Linked DNA regions of Homo sapiens: region 1 is linked to region 2. A link is a loop called in an ENCODE intact Hi-C map of the cell type or tissue named here. Cell type or tissue: K562. All regions are shown on one strand. Each heading gives the region's core, and the rest is flanking DNA. Links, peaks and the distances in the headings are about the cores only. Region 1 overlaps GC (GC vitamin D binding protein). Region 2 has its middle 74 kb from the start of GC.

Region 1 (4,406 bases), core at 304-4,303, 85 kb after region 2:
TCTAGTGAGTATTACTTCAAGTCTCTGTCACTACTAAGACCAAAGCGCCTGAGTCTTTCAACCAATCTGCTCACCTTTCTATTTTCCTGTGCCAAACCCTGCAAACTTTTTCATTTAAAAAAAAAAAAAAAAAGGGCCGGGGAAGAAAATGAAGAATAAGAATGACTTTTTTCCAGGACTGATAGTCAAAGATAAAGATTTTTAAACAGGCATGAATAATAATGAATCTTTCGATACCATAAAAAGAATATCACTAAATTTCAATAGAGTAATTCTCTAACTCATGGACAAAATGTACTCAAAAAGTTATATGTTATTTAGAAGTTAAAGTACAATTTTTCATAGAAATAATTTAAATATGAGATGAAGTTCTTAAAATGATGCATAAAAATAGGTAGTAAACATGGGATGTAAACTGTGATAACCACAAACCTCATAAAATTTTTGTGAAGATTAAAGCAAGTAATACATGTCAAATATTTAGAACAGTACCACCAAATTGTTGGCACTCAAATTTTAATTGTTATCATGATATTATTATTATTTATATTTATATTGCTGTAGAATCTAAGTGCTTCAATGTGTTCTAAGCGTCCAAATTAAATGCAGGGGATATCACCTTTACCCATCCCAAAAGTGGAAGAGGCAAACCTCCCCCTCTATCTTTACCCCTACAAAAGCAATTACAGATGAGGAGGTAACCAACCCACAAAAGGAAAGAGAGGTGGGATGAAATGCATGGAGAAAAAATGCTTCCTCTGGAACTTTGGTAAGTGTCACAAAGGACAGGCTACCACCCGAGGTGAACCCAAGGACATTAGTTTGAGTGAGTCTGTGATGCTGTCTCCTATTGCAGTTGCAGTTTCTGAGTAATTAACCCATTGACTATATATCTTTTGCTGTTTTCGTTTGTGTTTGAATTTTCAAAGTCTGAAAGGACGCTCAATTTGTTGCACTGATATCATCCTAAGAGGTACAGTTAACTTCTAGATTAGTTTATCTATAGATGTCATGTGGGTCTCTGGGTTTAGTATTAAAAGGGTTGAATTTCTTTTCATTGACTCAAGCTCAAACTTTTTCATTGGCAATATTTTTAGTGATACAGAAATCTCTTATAACCAGATCAGCTTCCTAAACCAGCTCAATAATGTTTACTATTTAAGTCAATTCACTACTGTGAAATGAACAATATCATGCCTGACTAGTTTGAATAAACACTGCAAACCATATTCTTAAAAGGTAAATTTATTTAAAAAAATACTAACAAATATACTGAGCTTTTCTGACATGGATGAGTCTGTCAGTACAGAATAGAAATAAAAATGCCAAAGAAATGAAATTGTGAAAATATAAAATGCCCAACAGAGCTGTTAAAGCCCATGATTCTCCAGAACACAATAGGAAAACAGCAACTTGAGATAGTTCCTAGCATCCTGTACGAGCACTTATTTATGTCAATGATATTTAGGATCCATTAATGTACTTGGTATACGAATAACTGTTCTAGGGAGCCAAATTAGGTTTTAGTGAAAGACTAGTAATAGTGAAGGCATCCAAATACCTACTTTAATAAACTTTGTAACAAAGCAGTATCTTATTAGCTATCCCCATTACAACGAAAGTTACATGAGGGCAAGGATGTGTCTATTTTGGGTTCCATTGTAAGTTCAAATTCAATATTGAACCCAATGCCTGGCACAAAGTAAGCCTCAAAAAATATCTGTTACATGTATGAATGAATATTGTCAACTCTGTTGGCAGAGGTAAGGTGCCTGAAGCAGCAAAGATTTCCTGAAAATAAATCACACTGGCTTTCAAAAGTTCAGAATTAAACAAGACTTACCAGAATGTTTCACAATATAGATAAAAAGTGAAACATGCTATTGCAGAAAGCAAAAATTCTGTTAGTGAAATTTGTAAACACTTAGTACTGTGGGGGGTCACTTCATGTGAAAGTGATTTCATCAGAGTCACTAAGATTATGCCAATATTTACTAGGGCCATATCAAAGTCCAAATCACCTTCTTTATAACCGAATGGTACATTTGAAAACAGAGCGTATAATTTTACAGTTCATTTGAGACAGGAATTAACTATATGAATTGGAGTGAGCTCAACTGGTTTTACACCAAAAACATTTATTAAGCAGTATTCCATGGAATGGGGAATCAATTAGTAATAATCACATTGCAAATTAACTTTAGTATTTATTTGCTGTATTTGAAAATTGAGACAATGATTGACATACATTGGCTTTGTCTTGTAAGCTAGATATCTTCTCTTTGGGCAAATGAATTTATAAAATTATTTTATCAGAAGTACATTTTGGGTAGCTCACCTGAAAGATCATGGTGCAACAGCTTCCTCTACAGGTTATTTTTATATTTTAATTCTGAGCTTTCTCAATATCCCTCTTGAGCTTCCTCCCTTGCTTCCTGTTATGCCCAAGGCTGAATGTTCCAGCAAAAATAGTTTCAAAACCTCTTTAAGCCTTATTCATTCCATCTAGTTTCCCACTTTTCTCTCATCAGTTTGCATTCTAACTAAAGCAGTATATAATGCCCATGAATTCTAAAGTGCTGTGTGCAAACACAAATAGTTAAATAAATTCAAACTATTTAATGGGATAACATGCAGTGCCCAGTTACACTACCTTCACATGCACACTCACATTCCCATAATATATGAAATGAAACTTTACATTTTTAGTGAAATGAGAAATCAGAATCTGGAAGGTTAGAAACAAAATATTTCTCAAAATGTTCATCGGGGGTACCCCATTTGAATACAGGATTTCACTTTGCATGTTATTGAATGGTCACAAGAGAAGTACTAATAAAAATAAACTCTTCCATTTTGTAGGGGGGAATTTAAACAAACTTAGCTCCTATTTATTATAAGGAAAAGAAGTTCTTATTAGGGCTATTTTGTGTATGTCTTAAAATACAGTAAGCCTTGGGAAAAAATATTCCTTATAATCTCTCGCTATTTTTAAAAGAGACTAGATTATAATCCCCAGCAAGTGATCTTATAGATGATGAGGATACATTGTACTAAATTCAGGGATCTTTACAATATATGGTTATTTAAATCTATTTTGATATTTACAATGATAAAACAAACTCACCTCTTCAAAAGGCTGCTTTCATTTCAGTTATAAAATAGACACAGTTGGAATAAAGATTTCTTACTAGAATCTACTGCCATGTAACTGCCAGACATTTCTCCTAGCTCTGCTTTAGGAGCAAACTAAAAACAACTCTTGACATCGTAAGTACAGCTCATCACCACATGAGGACAGTTCTAGCCCTAATTATTCTTCTCTGTGTTCTAGTCTTCAATTCCATAAAATACCATTAATGATTAATGGAAGTTTTCTGCCTTGCTTAACCTTTTGAACGTGTCACAATATCCAGCCTTGTAAACTAATCAATACATTTCAGAAAATGTACAAGATGTGAAGGTTCTCAGACATTACAGAGGTTTGTTGCAAGTGGTTTTTTTGGTTCCACTAACAATTAGCTTTATCAACTCTACTGCCTTGTCCTAGTTGCCAGAATAACATCAGATTCAGGATTCAGGTATGTGGGTTATTTTCCACCTTCTGTGTGGTTTTGAGGGTGTTTGAGTAGGTCTCTTGTTAAAAAGTGCTGCTGAAGAATGTCTTTTTCTCACAATTATCAAATCCGACTTTTCTCACCTCAAAAATATTTTGGGGGGGTATCCATCCAAAAAAGTACATGCTGCGACTGCTTCCTCTACAGGCAATCTGACATTAAACAGGTGACATTAATCTGATGAGTCCTAAAGAGAATCTTTAAAAAAAAAAATACAACCCTTTCAAGTCTGTATCTAATCACCACCACCTCCACTGCAAGCCATCAAATAGAAATTTCCACCCAGGCATATGTTTACACTGTCTTCCATAAAATTGTAACTGTTAGAGAGGAGAGGAAATCTTTGGGATTAAAGCCTGACAGCAGTTACCATCATATCACCTGAGATGACTTTCCCAACCCTTAAAGTGAGAAGGATAAACCACTAAAAGTTAAAGCCACTTAAAACAGAGTAAGCAATTTATATACTTCCTACATTTTTTTCCAAAGATATAACATCACAGGAGGGAAATTTCCTGGGCTTATTTGCATAAATGATGAGTCAGGTTAGGAGAACACTGACTGACTTTGATGTGTCCGCCCTATTACATATGTGATGGACATGTTGAACAAGGGGGTCTCATGATTAGTAACTAGCTCTTCCCTGTAGCGTGAATGAACTCAAGAGCAGGTACTGTGATTTTTCTGTTCCCTCTCAAATACCAATGTCATTTCATCATGAGAATGGCTAGTTACATTTAATAGTCAAAAATGTTTTAATTCATTGAAAGTTGAAGCTACTACCCCATT
Region 2 (4,406 bases), core at 226-4,225:
ATAGGGCTAACTCGGATGCCTTTTAATTCACATGACCTTGGCAATCTTTGATAAAATTAATTTGGTAAATTTGATCTCAACATTCTCTCCAATAATTTAAAATCTTAAAAGTCATGTTATGGTAAGTTAAGTAATCTTGTTTTTGTATTTTTTTCCACCGAGATTTGGGTTACTAAGTTAAAATAGTAGGAGAGTAACGTGGTTTTTGGTGAGGTTTATAAAACACAAAGATATCAATTTTGCTAAAAAAATATATTTTTTCTAGTTAAGAAACTAAGAGTCACTTTAAAGTGAAGGAAAAATGATACAGCTAAAACTAAATGGATGAAAAGAAAAATTAAGCCAGGGCAACAATAGTTACCTCTGAGACCTGTGGTTACCAAGAAGGGGGAAGGGCAAAACCAAGTAACTATCAAAAACAGAAGGTATAATGTAAAAGAATTTTTCCATTTTTAAATTGGTGTCATCAGTTTCTTGAAAAATCTATACCATAGTGGATTGTAAAAATAACCACTTTAAGGACAAAATTCTTAATTTTAAATACTATAGAATTTAAGAGATTGTTTGGGTTGATGCAGGACCCACAGCTCAGTATTTAACAATGACTAATGAGTGTATGTGATCCAAATGCACAGGAGGTTATTCTTGGTTATTCCAACCAGCCTAGTGGACCAGATAAATGCCACTGTAAAATCTGTTTTCCTTGAGAAGGAGACTGCCCTATAAAATTCCAAGTGGAACACCCCAGATGAAGCAGTTAACAGGCCTCATTTGTGAGCCATGTGGGACTGGCTTTATGATGACTGGGATATCCTCCCACTGAATATGCCTATTACCCAGGCCATGGTAAATTTGGGGGTTAAGAGGGCCCCTTGTACATGGGTGCCCACCTCCCCCCTCCACCCCATGGAATCATACAACTGTTTGAGAAGCCTTATCAAATTTGCTGTCCCTCATGGGTCCTACAGATGCAACTCCCTGCTGGGAACCCAAACCCTTTTTCACCAGAAAAGGCAAAATATTCTAGGGGGTAGGAAAAAAAAGTTCCTGAGACCAGGACATAAAAATATGCATGTTAATAAAATTATGATATTTAAGATGTTTGAACAGGGTTTATGTAAGGTGGTTGTAACCCCTTTACCTAAATGTCTTATAAAAATGGGTTTTGTATCTGACAGGGAGATGTTTTCTCTATCTAGTACTATAAAACTAAAAGCATGGAAATCTGCTCTTTGAGAAATGTTAATTGGACACACTAAATGGGAACTAGTAAGATTGCCTGAGCTCACAGAATATAGGGTAGAAGCTGAAGTACAGTACTAGTCAGGACAAATTCTCTACCTCATAGCCCTTTGTGGAGCATGTATTGGGGGTTATGGCAAAAGACTGCGAGTATTTCCCAATGACAACTACTAGACTAGAGAATTTCCACTTGAGGGTATTTATTATCTTGCTATGGAACGTTAACTGAAGCTACTCCTGTGCTAATGAAAATAATGGTGCCCAAAAGAGTTCCATGATAAAATAAAAATGGTTTACATAGGATCTTGCTACCTGGGAATACAAGGAGTAGACTCATGAGCAGGAAACCTTTTTTTTTTTCTCCCAAGGACTGTAAGGTTAGCCGAGAGAAAGGAAAAATAGACCCAAAGTCAGGCAAGCACGTTTTTGTTAACCTGCCGGCTGCCCCCTTAACAGTCAGAGGAAGCAGCCCCAAGCTTACAGAACAAGGGTTTTGTATTGAGGAGGGGAGTTTGAGGGAGTTCTTTGGTATGGCCACATCCTGGGATTGTTTGCTGGTTAATTTTGCCTCATATCACCTTGAGACATTTATAGTAGCAGCTAGACGAACAGGAACTTACAGGAGGGTGTAGGTAAACTTTGTTTATGCTTCCCAAGACCTCCCCCTGTGCGATCAGGTTGGTTTATAATTGGAGTTTGCTTATCGCAGAAAGGCCTGATAGGTGAAGTCTGCTGGCTTCACTGCAGCACCTAGATAAGGGCTTAGGAATGTAAAGAGGCTTGGGGGAAGGGTGGGCAGCATGGAGAAGAGTTGCAGAGTATTAGGGGGAGGGGTGGGCAGCACCAAGAAGCTTTCCTGAGGCAGTTTGTCCCTAACAAGGACTGTCTCTAACTATGCAAAGAGCTGCTAAATTCTACAGCGCCTGATAGCAGCTCTCCTGTAACAAGAGCTGTTTAGCACGTAAATGGCAGTTCCAAGGTGAACAAACTCTTGTTCGGAAGGCTGCTGCTCTGATTAAAGAAGGCTCAAAAAACTCTTTTTTTCTTTAGAGTTATTTGGGTGAAGTATATTTTTTATAAGCAAATTTACCTTTCTCTCTGAGTTCTGCAAAAATTTGGATTATGATTTTATGACAATATAAATATTTGCATAAGTTTAATAAGAGATTTTAAAACAGAACAATTGGAGACACTGATTGTTTTACCAAGACTTTGACCAAAATATCATTTTTAGGTAAAGTTCCAGCAAAGCCAACTTAAAAGAAGCCTATATGGCCAATCAATTCTTGCTGCATTTTATGCAAATAATCAGGCTAAGTATAATAAGCCTAAAACTTATTTTGCACACAAATTGGTCCTATTATAGTTTCTCTTTAATAGAAAAGGAGGGCTACAGAAAGAAAAATTGTTTCAAAGATAAAGTGTAACACTTGATACTAGATTTCAGCCCTAACTTTTGTTTTTTTGAGTGCAGATTGAATCATAAATTATTTCTTAGCTACAATAATCTCTAGAAAGTACCCGATTATAATTTTTGTTCATATCTTTAATTGGTGCCCTAATAGAATAAGTTCCTTTTTCTGTTTCTGACACACACATATTCTTTTGATTGTCAAAATATTAATGTTGTTTATTTATCCTTGTTTTACTTCCAAGGAAACAAAAAAATCATTGTATTCTGAAGGTCAGAGATTCAAGTCTCCCTCATCTGGCATCCCACTGTTTGGCAGCATCCCTGCTGCTAAAACCTTACAAGCACCCTTCCTTTGGGCTTAGGGACTGTCACAGAATAGATGGGTGCATGAGATTGTAAAGGCTGGTTTTGAGGAATAGAATTAGGTCAAGGTCCAAATCAAGGAGGGGTACAAAGATGCCTAAACAGCTCGCAAAAGAAGAGATTTTTCCATCTAAGCTATTCTGTGGCACTTTTGCATTCAACCCAACCATCAAGAATTTTCTGCTTCCTGTAGAATTAAAAGAAAATATTTACTGGCAGGATAATGATACTTTGTGACAAAGCCTCCTGGGTATAATACTCCCAGATATGAGTTGTAGAGATAGACATATTGTTTTAAATGTCTTTTTCAGAACAGTGCTTATGTTTTTGTACAGCTCATTGCTATAAGTCTGTACTAATACCAAGATTACTGTAGCTGAATGCATAGAAGTTAAGGATAAGTCAGTTTTTGCCTTTAGTTTTTGTTTGTTGGCTTTTTACTTAAAATAATAATTTTAAGAGGTAGTAAATGCCTGTCTACATCTATTCCTATCTGGCCTAGAACATTTAATTGGCTAAAAGCCTTTAGACTCTAAGACCCTTGGCCATGGGAAGTCCCACCATATAACAGGATGGACCTGGAGCAGCAGCCATGCCACACTAGCAACGTTATGAGACAAAATAAAGATTTGCTGGCCATTGATGTTGTCCCTGGCAAATCTTGCCAGAAGGAGGAGAATGTAACCAAAAATAAAATTCTAAGGCCTCCAACTATCTGAATGAACTTCCTCCTAGGCCAAGGTACTCTAAAATTTAACCCTAAAGACTGGTTTAGACCATGACAGGAAGTTGGGATCAGACATGCCTCATTACATCCTCCAGTATTAACATCAACACAGACCTTAGGTCTGATAAGAAACATTTACAGTGCATTCTCTCTGAAGCCTGTTACCTGAAGTCTTCAGCTGCATAATAAGAACTTTGACCTCCACAAACCCTTATTTTAACCCAGATATTTCCTTTCTGTTGATCCCAAGTCTTTAGATTAACTCAACCAATTGTCAACCAGAAAATGTTTAAATCTACCTATAACCTGGAACCCCCACACCTCGCCTTCCCACTTCAAGTTGTCCTGCCTTTCAGAACCTAACCAAACCAGTATACATCCTAAATGTATTTGACTGATGTTTTATGTCTCCCAAAAATGTATAAAACCAAGCTGTGCCCCAACCACCTTAGGCACATGTTCTCAGGATCTCCTGAGGGCTGTGTCACAGGCCATGGTCACTCATATTTGGCTCAGAATAAATCTCTTTAAATATCTTACAGAGTTTGACTCTTTTCGTCGACAATTTGAAAATTAAGAAATTTGCTTTAGCAGTTTAAAAGTTCAAATGGACTAGATACCCTATAAAATACTTTGGGAAACCTTCATTAAAATTAATTC

Evidence for each region. Hi-C counts contacts between places; a loop is a spot of excess contacts. Peaks named below come from ENCODE experiments on the same cell type or tissue, not always from the same donor. Only the 100,000 strongest peaks of a DNase experiment are listed, where the experiment ranks them.
Region 1: it touches region 2 in a loop (8-fold over the local background); 1 of 110 quality-filtered maps calls a loop at or near these places.

Annotation. Positions count from the first base shown.
Region 1 is chr4:71,770,760-71,775,165 of GRCh38, reverse strand. All of the region lies in intron 1 of GC (GC vitamin D binding protein), which reads left to right. Among named protein-coding and RNA genes, the nearest start is that of GC, 11 kb to the left of the region's middle. In K562, for the core only: a CTCF peak has its summit at 2,352; no DNase peak of the experiment used is centred there.
Region 2 is chr4:71,855,559-71,859,964 of GRCh38, reverse strand. No RefSeq gene overlaps it. Among named protein-coding and RNA genes, the nearest start is that of GC, 74 kb to the right of the region's middle. RefSeq lists an enhancer at 621-3,959. In K562, for the core only: no CTCF peak of the experiment used is centred there; a DNase peak (open chromatin) is centred at 1,994; H3K4me3 peaks cover 696 bases.